4 separate regions of the Homo sapiens genome follow, and regions 1, 3 and 4 are each linked to region 2. A link is a contact called in ENCODE Hi-C or POLR2A ChIA-PET data. All regions are on one chromosome and are shown on one strand. Each heading gives the region's core, a stretch centred on a gene start or an enhancer-like site at or near the end of the contact. The rest is flanking DNA. Distances are from core to core; before and after follow the strand shown.

Region 1 (2,700 bases), core at 45-2,544, 1.4 Mb before region 2:
GTGCAGTGGCACGATCTTGGCTCACTGCAACCTCCGCCTCCCGAGTTCAAGTGATTCTCCTGCCTCAGCCTCCTGAGTAGCTGGGATTACAGGCGTCCGCTACTGCGCCCAGCTAATTTTTTATATTTTTAGTAGAGACAGGGTTTCACCAGGTGGTTCAGGCTGGTCTCGAACTCCTGACCTCGTGATTCCCAAAGTGCTGGGATTACAGGTGTGAGCCACCGCGCCTGGCCAGAAGTTTTTCTAGATTTCCAAAAGACTTCAATAACATCACCAATACTGATTTGTGAAGCTGAAACTTGTTCTAAATTATAATGAATTTTTAAAAAGTTCCATCAACCACGCTAGAGGAAAGATAACTTACTTTTCTCTTTGTAGACAAGGATATTGTGAAACATGCAGCTGAAAAAGTAGGAAACATCACAGAGGTGTGTCAGGCAGAAAATTAATAAAAACATTACGTTATCCTTTGGGATTTTGCAATGTTTGTGGTATTTGGCTCTTTTAAATATGTAATTTGTTATTATTTCATATTCTAAGTAAACTTTCATGTCAGTTTTTTTTTTTCTTTAAACTTTATTTTCCTTTCTTAAAGAGGTCCCTCCTCCCCCATCCCCGCGCTCAATTCCTTTAGCTGGATCCTTCCAGTTCATGACTGATCGGTTTAAAATATGGGTCGTTCAAAAGCCGTGTGAACCCGGGCTAGTGGCTATACCTCTCTGAGACTGTTTTCTTAGTGGTAAAATGGAAATCATAATAACTTTGCAGGGCTGTTATAAAGTTTAAATAAGCCAAGTCCTGCAAAATGCTTAGTGCAGGTTTGGAATGCACCAAGCGATGACAAATCTCAACCTGTCTTTATGCTGAGACCACTCCCCAGTTTCCGGAGCCGCGGCCACTATCTCCCCATGCGCATGCACACCCGGCTCTCCCTTCCAGGCCCTCCCCACCACGTGGGCGCGGCCTACCCTCCCGCAGGGGGTAATAGGTGGAGTCAAGGGGCTACTTCCGGGATTCTTTCCCTTCCACTCTGGGGAACAACCTTTTTGTATGACTGGCAGCATTATTAGCCAGTAGTGATTAGAGAAGAGCCCGACGTTAGGTGCCTCCCCCAACCCATTTGGGACAGCCTCTTCTTAGTTAGCCAATTGGAAGTTTTGGAGGGCGGGTTCTCCTCTGGGGGAGGGACAGAGTGATGGGCGTCTCTTTTGGCTAATGGAAACTTGGCTGCTGGTAAGCTGTGACCAATCAGAAGCGAGAACGCCGGATCCTGGGGCGGGGCTGGAGCTTCGTCAGTTGAACCGCTCGCGAGGAGGGTTGCTAGTGGAGAAGGTGAGAGGCCGCGGGAGTGGCGGTTGCGCGGGCCGTGGTGGAGGTCTTAGGTGGAGGGGAAGGGGCTTCTCTCGGGGGAGAGTGGGCTGCGGTGGGCAGCTGACCTGGCCTTGTAGGAATCGGGAGGGAGGGTGCCCTTTAACAAGGGTAGGCGCTTGATTGAGGGGTTGTGAGGCTGAGCGCAGCATGTGAGTTGGGGGTGATCTGTATATCGCAGGAGGGTCTTCAATGGGGAAAGTTGTAAAGCAGGAGACAGCAGATGGTAAAATATAGAGACGTCCTTGGAATGCAGCGTGGCGATTTAGTAGGAGGTTTTAAGGCAGAGGGTTATTACAGCGCACTATGCTTTACAAGCTTTGATTTGGGTGAAAGTCGTGGGAAGAAGCAATATTGAGGAAGGGAGGGAAGGAGACCTCCAGGGATGAGCATGTACTTTAAAGAGATGTGAAGCCCTATTATGCCTGTGGCGTTTGCTATGTGCTGTGCACCTGCCAAGTGTTTTAGGTGAATTAACTCTTAAACTTACTCTACTGATGGTTAAGAATGTGGGCTCTGGCGTCGGGTTGAATCCCGAATTTGAATCCTGGCTCTGCCACTGATCATTACTGTGGCTTTGGGCCAGTTGTTTAACCCTTCTGTGCCTCAGCTTCATCATCAGTAGAATGACATCATCTCTGTCTATACCATTGGCTAGCTTCACCCTCTTTATCTAATGAGAACTCCCACGTGTGTATTTCCAGCCTGGATCTCTGCCCTGAACTCCAGACTCATATCATGGCCGACTCTTCTCTCTTTGGAAGTTCATCTGACATTCAGACATAAACTTGTCCCAAACCAATCTTGCGATTTCTTCCTTTCAACCTCCAAACCCAGTTGATGGGACATTCATCCTGCCAGGTACTAAGATCAAGAAGCTTGGAGTGTTCTTTTTTTTTTTTTTTTGAGACAGAGTTTCGCTCTTGTAGCCCAGGCTGGAGTGCAATGGCGCGATCTTGGCTCACTGAAACCTCCACTTCCCAGATTCAAGGGAATTACAGGCGCCCGCCACCACACCCAGCTAATTGTTTGTATTTTTAGTAGAGAAGGGGTTTCACTATGTTGGCCAGGTTGGTCTTGAACTCGTGACCTCAGGTGATCCACCCGCCTCAGCCTCCCAAAGTGTTGGGATTACAGGCGTGAGCCACCGTGCCTGGCTAGCTTGGAGTCTTCTTCACTTCTCCCTTTTGTCTTACTTATATATGGTCTAGCAGATCGCATTAGCTCTGTCTTCAAAACACATCCAGAATCCAACCATGCCTCACCAGCTCCTTTGCTACCACTCTGGCCTCAGTTTGTCTCCTGCTCTTACCTGGTTTGTTGCAGTGGCCT
Region 2 (2,921 bases), core at 64-2,563:
GCCGAGGTGGGCGGATCACGAGGTCAGGAGATCGAGACCATCCTGGCTAACACAGTGAAACCCCGTCTCTACTAAAAATACAAAAAATTAGCCGGGCGTGGTGGCGGGCGCCTGTAGTCCCAGCTATGCGGGAGGCTCAGGCAGGAGAATGGCGGGAACCTGGGAGGCGGAGCCTGCAGTGGGCCGAGATCGCGCCACCGCACTCCAACCTGGGCGACAGCGAGACTCCGTCTCAGAAAAAAAAAACAACAACACTTTTTTCTTTTTTTGAGACAGTCTGGCTCTGTCACCCAGGCTGGAGTGCGGTGGTACCATCATGGCTCACTGCAGCCTCAGTCTCTCAGCCTCCTAGGTTCAATCGATCCTCCCACCTCAGCCTCTTGAGTAGCTGGGACTACAGGCACACACTACCATATCCGACTAACTTTTGTATTTTTTTGTAGAAACAGGGGTTGGCCATATTGCCCAGGCTGGTGTGGAACGCCTGACCTCAGGTGATCCACCTACCCCGGCCTCTCAAACTGTTGGGATTACAGGCGTGAGCCGCCGTGCCCAGCTGTTTCTTCTTTCAGTTAATAAAAGAGAGGGTGCATTGCTGGCTAATGAGATTGTTTCTATACTTGGGGGTCTTCCTGAATGTGTGTGATTGAGTTTATTGCAGAGAAAGGTAACAGAAAATGGGGTTGTAGAAAGAAAAGAGGTAGAGGCTGAGTGAGATGCCCCACATCTGTAATCTCAGTGCTTTGGGAGGCCAAGGCGGGCGGATCACTTGAGATCAGGAGCTGGAGACCAGCCTGGCCCAAATCGTGAAACCTCGTCTCTACTAAAAATACAAAAATCAGCCAGGTGTAGTGGTGTGCGCCTGTAATCCCAGCTACTCGAGAGGCTGAGGCAGGAGAATGGTTTGAACTTGGGAGGCGGAGATTGCAATGAGGTGAGATAACGCCACTGCACTCTAGCCTGGGAGACAGTGAGACTATGTCTCAAAAGAAAAAAAAAAGTTCCTGGGCCCCAGACCAGCTCTCTCTTTGGGTTAAAACCCCGGCGTCCCGGAGCTGAGGCGCACGTGGCTATGCTTGGGGAGGAGAGGGCGGGGCCGGGGAGGAGGCGCTTGCAAGTCTGTACCGCAATGCCTCTACTGGCCTCTAGAGGGCGCAATCACTCGAGGCTCCGCCCCAAGCGAGGCGGGGCGGAAGCGTGCTGTGCACAGGCGCAAGATGGGTCTTGGGCAGCCCAGAGCTTCCGATTGGCTCTTCTGTGGTGGCGGGGCGGGGTCAGAACGAGATGGCTGTGTGCGCAGGCGCAAGACTAGCGCTCTTGGGACCGGAAGTTAAGGCGTTCGCGGCGTGTGGTAAGTGAGGGGGGCGGGACGGGTGTACCGGGTTGTGGCGGCGATGGCTGTCGGAGTTGGGCCGCTTGGGGGTAGTTTGGGGTGCGAGTCCAGGGGCGAGGGAAGTCTCGAGATGAGGAGAAATGTAGGAGGCAGCCGAAGGGCCGGCAAACGCGGACAGAGATGGCACCTGAGCGTCCCTGGGAGAACCTGGGCGACAGGCCAGAGACCGAAAGAAATGGAGGCACGAAAAGAAGCTTCGAGAAACTGAGGGACTGAAAGACGAGGGTGTTGGGAGAGGAGGGAAGCTGAAAACTAGAGAGCGTGGGCGAGAGTGCCGATGGGTTCCAGCGAGAGTCTTAGAGCCCACGAGGCCGAGAGGCGTGGTCGCCCATGAACTTGGGGAGTGGAGGGAAAAGTCGGAAACTGATCGTGGACACTAGAAACAGAAAAAATGGAATTTAGATGGAGAAACGAGACACTGAATCACGGGGGAGACCGAGAGATACGGAAGGATGGAGACAGTTGAAATAGGAAGAACCCCACAAAAGCTGGAGATAATGGAGAACGATGCTGAGAAATGGAAAAGCGAGGGAGTGGAGCCCGAACCCCTGGATTTGAGTGGCTCATGTAACACTCGGCTACTCACTTAGCCTCTCTATTGCTCAGTAAAATAGGGGGTGATCATAGTGCCTGACAGTCGTGAGAAAAGTGTGTGTGTGTATGTACATAGGTGTGGGATAGGAATAGATCATGCAGATAGGATAGGTCTGTGTGTTAATGTGAGTAAGTAAGCATGAGCTATTACTAAAGCTTCTGATATTGGGAGATAAAGTATTAGATGGGGAAATGGAGAGAGGTGGTGATGGAGAGTGAATACTGGAAGGACAAAAGGGAGGAAAAAAAGATTCAAACAGAAAATGAGAAAGGGCGTGGTGACTCACTCCTGTCATCCACAGCACTTTGGGAGGCTGCGGTGGGAGGATCACTTGAGCTTGGGAGGTCGAGGCTGCTGTACGCCGTGATTGTGCCACTGCACTTCAGGCTGGGTGACAGAGTGAGACCCTGTTTCAAAAAAACAAAAATGAATTTTTTTTTTTTTTTTTTGAGATGGAGTTTCGCTCTTGTTGCCCAGGCTGGAGTGCAGTGGTGCGATCTTGGCTCACTGCAACCTCTGCCTCCTGGGTTCAAGCGAGTCTCCTGCCTCAGCCTCCAGAGTAGCTGGGATTACAGGCAGGTGCCACCACCCTGGCTAATTTTGTATTTTTAGTAGAGACGGGATTTTTCCATGTTCGTCAGGCTGGTCTCGCACTCCCGACCTCAGGTGATCTGCCTGCCTCAGCCTCCCAAAGTGCTGGGATTATAGGCGTGAGCCACCATGCCCGGCCTGAAAAAGCATTTTTTTTTTAATGAGAAAGATGGAGAAAGTCAAATGGAGAACTGAAGAGAGATGGAGAAAGGAAGAGTTGGATTACAGAGAAAAATCAGACTACAGAATGACTCATAAGTGAAGAGAGATGCGAGCTGACTAGGACAGGGAAGAGAGATGAGGGTGATGATGAACAAGACGGACTGAAAAAGAGACAGAGGC
Region 3 (2,700 bases), core at 117-2,616, 1.1 Mb after region 2:
AGAATTGCTTGAACCCGGGAGGCGGAGGTTGCAGTGAGCTGAGACCACACCATTGCACTCCAGCCTGGGCAACAAGAGCAAAACTCTGTCTCAAGAAACAAAAACAAAAACAAACAAAAAACCACACATTAAAAAAAAAAAAAAAAGAAAGAGGAGGGCATGGTGGCTCATGCCTGTAATCCCAACACTTTGGGAGGCTGAGGCAGGTGGATCACTGAGGCTGAGGTCAGGAGTTCTAGACCAGTCTGGCCAACATGGTGAAACCCCATCTCTACTAAAAATACAAAAATTAGCTGGACATGGTGGTGAACACCTGCAATCCCAGCTACTCAGGAGGCTGAGGCAGGAGAATTGCTTGAACCCGGGAGGCGGAGGTTGCAGTGAGCCGAGACCATACCATTGCACTCCAGCCTGGGCAACAAGAGCAAGACTCTGTCTCAAAAAACAAAAACAAAAACAAACAAAAAAACCACACATTAAAAAAAAAAAAAAAGAAAGAGGGCATGGTGGCTCATGCCTGTAATCCCAACACTTTGGGAGGCTGAGGCAGGTGGATCACTGAGGCTGAGGTCAGGAGTTCTAGACCAGTCTGGCCAACATGGTGAAACCCCATCTCTACTAAAAATACAAAAATTAGCTGGACATGGTGGTGAACACCTGCAATCCCAGCTACTCAGGAGGCTGAGGCAGGAGGATTGCTTGAACCAGGAGGCGGAGGTTGCAGTGAGCGAAGATCATGCCACTGCACTCCAGCCTGGGTGACAGAGCAAGACTCTGTCTCAAAAAACAAAACAAAAACAAAAACAAACAAAATATTAGCCAAGCATGGTGGTGCATGTCTATAATCCCAGCTACTTGGGAGGCTGAGGCAGGAGAATCACTTGAACCCAGGAAGTGGAGGTGGCAGTGAGCCAAGATCATACCACTGCACTCCAGCCTGGGAGACAGAGCAAGACTCTGTCTCAAAAAAAAAAAAAAAAAAAAAGACCAGCCTGGGAAAAATAGTGAAACCCCATCTCTACTTTAAAAAAGAAGGAAAGAAAAGGGGACTCTAGGGCCTCAACACCAAGCTGAAAGAGAGTCTGGAACCTTATCCTGGGGGGCACTGGGCAGCCAAGGGGAGGGTGCTGAGCAGGGAAGGGGTATATTCGTGTTTTTGAGACCTTGGAGGTAAAAGAAGAGAGATTCCAGCTGGGGGCTGGGGCTGGTCTGCAGAAAGGGGACTTTCTCTGCCTTCCGCTGCCAAGGTCCAGCCCAGGCCCCAGCATGTCCCCTTTCCCTCCTCCTGGGCAGGTACTTCATGAACATCACGTGGGATAACCGGGATTACTCCTTCAATGAGGACGGCTTCCTAGTGAACCCCTCCCTGGTGGTCATCTCCCTCACCAGAGACAGGACGTGGGAGGTGGTGAGTCGTAGCCCCAGACCTCAGGCATGGCAGAGGGTGTGGACTCCTGCATCCTGGCAGAGGGGGGGCTTGAGGTCGTGGACTAAGAGGGAGGAGGGGACAAGGAGCCTGGACTCCTGGGTCCTGGGATCTGAAGGTGGGAGGGGCTCCTGGGTCTTGGAAGAAGCTGCTGCCCACACACCTAGGTCTGAGGGAAGAGGATCATGGAGGCCAGGATACACCGGGAAGTCTTCCCAGGAAGCCTGACTCTCTTTCCCTTTGGCCAAGGTGGGCAGCTGGGAGCAGCAGACGCTCCGCCTCAAGTACCCGCTGTGGTCCCGCTATGGTCGCTTCCTGCAGCCAGTGGACGACACGCAGCACCTCACGGTGGCCACGCTGGAGGAAAGGCCGTTTGTCATCGTGGAGCCTGCAGACCCTATCAGCGGCACCTGCATCCGAGACTCCGTCCCCTGCCGGAGCCAGCTCAACCGAACCCACAGGTGACAGCTCGGGATCCAGGAGTTCCGGCTCCAAAACCCGCCTCCCGTGAAGCCCAGTAGTCTGGGCCCCCAGCCCCCTCCTCCCTTGGGACCCAGGACCCACAAAGCCCTCCAGCTTGGTGACCTTAGGCAAACCTCAGAATTCTTTGAGCCTGAGTTTCCCCTGAAAGCGCTAACCATAGTTTTAGCTGCCGCCTATCCCTTCCTCCATATCCTCTCTTCATGAGAGAGTCTAAGGAGGGGGTCCCCAAACTCCCCAAGCCTGGTCACTGCCCGCAGCCCTCCACCGGATGCCCCCCGCCCGGAAAAGCGCTGCTGCAAGGGTTTCTGCATCGACATTCTGAAGCGGCTGGCGCATACCATCGGCTTCAGCTACGACCTCTACCTGGTCACCAATGGCAAGCACGGAAAGAAGATCGATGGCGTCTGGAACGGCATGATCGGGGAGGTGAGGGGGCGGACGGGAGGCGGGGAATCTTCGGGGCGGAGTCGAGAGGCGGGCACAGCCGGGCGTGGTGGCTCACGCCTGTAATCCCAGCACTTTGGGAAGCCGAGGCGGGCGAATTGCCTGAGCTCAGGGGTTCGAGACCAGTTTGGGCAAAACGGTGAAACCCCGTCTCTACTAAAATGCAAAAAATTAGCCGTGCGTGGTGGCGGGCGCCTGTAATCCCAGCTACTCGGGAGGCTGAGGCAGGAGAATTGCTTGAACCCGGGAGGCGGAGGTTGCAGTAAGCGGAGATCGCGCCACTGCACTCCAGCCTGGGCACAGAGTGAGACTCAGTCTCAAAAAATAATAATAAAAAAAAAGAGGTC
Region 4 (2,912 bases), core at 377-2,876, 1.0 Mb before region 2:
ATACGAACAAACAAAAGAAAAATTTACTAACCCACCAAGATGGGCTCTGGCACCTACAGAGGCAGTAGAGTGGCAATGAAGGACATAGGAATTAGATGGGATTCCTGATCCTGGCTCTGTCACCTTCTTATGTTGTTGTGACCTTCGTCAAACACCTCTGCAAGTCTGTGTCTTTATCTGTAAAATGGAGATGATACTAATATCTGCCCTTTAGGGTGATTGTTGGTTGTGCTGGGGGCCAGTAGGAGAGATGGGGTTGGACTAACAAGAGGTTTGGGAGTGGGATAGATAGGTTTAGGAGTGTGCTTCCAGGAGGGGATCCAGAGCCTTACAGGACTTAGTGCTACATGAGGGCTTAGAAAGGACAGACTGGAAGCGTGTACGGCGGGTGGGGATTGGCAAAGGGGTGGAATCTGGATATTAGACTATTCAGCCTGAGGTTAAGACTATTCAGGGTCTCCTAATCAGGAGTTTGGGTTTTCTCCTAAGGGTGCTGGGGCCATGGAAGCCTGGGAGCGAGAGTGTGCCATGGTTTTATCATGTCTTAGAAAGATCCCTCGGCCGGGCACGGTGGCTCACGCCTGTAATCCCAGCACTTTGGGAGGCCGAGGCGGGCGGATAGCTTGAGGTCGGCAGTTCGAGGCCAGCCTGGCCAACGTGGTGAAACCCGTTTCTACTAAAATACAAAAATTAGCCGGGCATGGTGGCGGGCGCCTGTAATCCCAGCTACTTGGGAGGCTGAGGCAGAAGAATCGCTTAAACCGGGAGGCGGAGGTTGCAGTGAGCCTAGATGGCGCCACTGCACTCCAGCCTGGGCGACAGAGGGAGACTCCCTCTCAAAAAAAAAAAAAAAAAAAAAAAAATGTGAAGGGTAAACTGGAGGGAGGCAGAGTGCATGCAATCAATGCTGTGATCTCAGACAAGAGAATCTGTAAAAACACAAACAGGAGAGTTTATTTGAAGATTCAGGATTTGGGAAGCTGAACACAGGAAGAAAGGAGATGGTGCAACACACTTCTAAGCCTTGCTCAGGACTTGAAATCCAGAGTGCCTTCAGTTAAAAACTCAAACACTGACCCTCAAGGTTGGACCCTTTTTGGCTTGAGAAACCACTAATTTTTCAGAGATGGGTAACTGAGACCCTAGAGAGGAAGGGAAGATTTGTTCAAGGTCACACAGGTAGTCGACAATAGGGCTCGACGCCCGGGTCCGGCTCCGCGTAGGGCATGGCGCTGCCTTGCAAAACAGCCACACCCGCCAGCGACATTCACAACCCACCCCCCAACCCTAGAGGACAGCGGGGAAATCCCACTTTCAGAACCGAGAAACTTTTTACAGCCTTGGAACACGGTAACTTTGGGAGGAGAGGCCACACCAGGTCTGTTTCCCCGCGCGCCCCTTCTCTCATTCCCTATTGGCTCTCTCTACCAGGGGTACCGTCTGGGGAACCTCTGGTCACCTTGTCCTCCGCGCGCTCTGTGGCGAAAGGGACCTGCGCAGGCGCGTGAAGGGCGCCTTCAGGGCCCGCGCTTTACGACACTTGTGCGGCAGCGGCGGCGGCCACCCGGCGCTCCTTCGCGACGGTTCGGCCGGGTGCCGCTGGCGGCCGTTGCCAGGGTAGGGGTCGCTTTGCGGCATGGCGATGGCGGAGGGCGAGAGGACTGAGTGTGCTGAGCCCCCCCGGGACGAACCCCCGGCTGATGGAGCTCTGAAGCGGGCAGAGGAGCTCAAGACTCAGGCCAATGACTACTTCAAAGGTGCGCCCGCCTGGCAGGGAGGGTGGACAGTGGCCCAGGCTGAGGGGTGCCGGGCCCGCGCGGAACCATAGCAACGCGGAGCTGCAGCCTGGGCGCGGGGCAGACACTACCAAGTGACCGGGCGTGGGGAGGCCCAGGATGGCGCTGCCAAGGAGCGACATAGGGGGCTTCGGAGAGTGATACCTAGGAGTGGCGTGCGGAGCGGGTGCTACTCAGTGGAGAGACTGAGGAGGGCGCCACCAATTGTGGGGCGAGAGGGGGACTGGAATGAGGGCGCTACCAAACGTGAGGCCTGTAGAGGGCGCTACCAGGCAGTGACATGTGGTGGGGGAGTGATTGATGGCGCTACCAAATGGGGAGTCCTGGGGTGGGTGCCGCCAAGTGGGGGGTAGAGGGGGCACAGCCCCAATAGAGAAGGCAATCGTGGGGGTGGGGAATGGATCATTAGATGGGGGGAACAAGGAAGTAGGAGATTTGGGCTGACCCGAGGAAAAGGAATGTGATGGTGGGGGCCTTGGGAGTAAGGGTGGGGATCCTTAAGAATAGTATCACTTAGAATATTGAGAGTCAAGTGTGGGGCACCCATTCATTCATTAATTCAACAAATATTTATTGAGTACCTGTTATGTGCCAAGGACTGTGCTTGACTTTGGGGATATAGCAGTGAATGAGACAGATGTGGCCCTGTCCTTAGCTTGTAATTTTGCAGGTGAACCAGACATGAAAAAAAAAAAAACAAAAAAAAACCATGTAAATAAGTAAAATACTTAAATTGTGATGAGTGCTTTGAAAGCAAACCAGCAGTGTGATGAAGTAGAGAATAAGGGTTGGAGGCTACTTTAGATAGGGTAGTGGGGGAAGGCCTTACTGAGCAGGAGGCGTTTAAGCTGAAACTCACAGAGGGAGAACTGGAGAGGAGTGTTCCAGGGAGGTAAAGCAGCCTGTGCAAAGGCCCTGGGATGGGGAATGAAAGGGTACTGGCATGGCTGGGGCTTTGGCTACTTAGGGGGAGACCAATAACAAGATGAGATTAGGACAGAGGCCAGATCATGCAGGGTCTCCGTGAGTCATTACAAAGACCAGTTTGGAATTTTTTTTTTTTTTTTTTTTTTGAGACGGGAGTTTTGCTCTTTTTGCCCAGGCTAGAGTGCAATG

What was found. Hi-C counts contacts between places; a loop is a spot of excess contacts on that map. ChIA-PET counts read pairs that join two places held with the same protein, here RNA polymerase II (POLR2A). Pooled maps may share reads with other maps.
Region 1: a loop to region 2 is called in a map of naive thymus-derived CD4-positive, alpha-beta T cell, with 7 times the contacts of the local background. The contact joins the promoter of CCDC61 here to the promoter of DHX34 in region 2. A Hi-C loop is called at or near these places in 1 of 168 maps with a recorded cell type or tissue (naive thymus-derived CD4-positive, alpha-beta T cell) and 6 of 50 pooled maps. POLR2A ChIA-PET finds 5 or more read pairs at or near these places in 1 of 52 experiments (activated T-cell).
Region 3: a loop to region 2 is called in a pooled map, with 2.4 times the contacts of the local background. The contact joins the enhancer-like site here to the promoter of DHX34 in region 2. A Hi-C loop is called at or near these places in 1 of 50 pooled maps. POLR2A ChIA-PET finds 5 or more read pairs at or near these places in 2 of 52 experiments (WTC11 and activated T-cell).
Region 4: a loop to region 2 is called in a pooled map, with 9 times the contacts of the local background. The contact joins the promoter of PPP5C here to the promoter of DHX34 in region 2. A Hi-C loop is called at or near these places in 1 of 168 maps with a recorded cell type or tissue (heart right ventricle) and 5 of 50 pooled maps. POLR2A ChIA-PET finds 5 or more read pairs at or near these places in 1 of 52 experiments (naive thymus-derived CD4-positive, alpha-beta T cell).

What each region holds. Positions count from the first base shown.
Region 1 is chr19:45,994,173-45,996,872 of GRCh38, forward strand. CCDC61 (coiled-coil domain containing 61) reads left to right here and starts at 1,295. Exons shown (of 14, transcript NM_001267723.2): 1 at 1,295-1,332. RefSeq lists enhancers at 653-842, 1,233-1,412.
Region 2 is chr19:47,348,002-47,350,922 of GRCh38, forward strand. DHX34 (DExH-box helicase 34) reads left to right here and starts at 1,314. Exons shown (of 17, transcript NM_014681.6): 1 at 1,314-1,351. RefSeq lists an enhancer at 1,154-2,058.
Region 3 is chr19:48,412,698-48,415,397 of GRCh38, forward strand. GRIN2D (glutamate ionotropic receptor NMDA type subunit 2D) reads left to right here. Exons shown (of 14, transcript NM_000836.4): 5 at 1,294-1,408; 6 at 1,676-1,887; 7 at 2,167-2,335. Among named protein-coding and RNA genes, the nearest start is that of GRIN2D, 20 kb to the left of the region's middle. RefSeq lists enhancers at 1,691-2,412, 2,118-2,257. Within about 2 kb of position 1,367, at least 4 of the 41 ENCODE cell types and tissues checked have a DNase peak (open chromatin) inside an H3K27ac peak, as active enhancers do.
Region 4 is chr19:46,345,461-46,348,372 of GRCh38, forward strand. PPP5C (protein phosphatase 5 catalytic subunit) reads left to right here and starts at 1,627. Exons shown (of 13, transcript NM_006247.4): 1 at 1,627-1,757. The coding sequence starts at 1,637. RefSeq lists enhancers at 1,465-1,644, 1,745-1,874.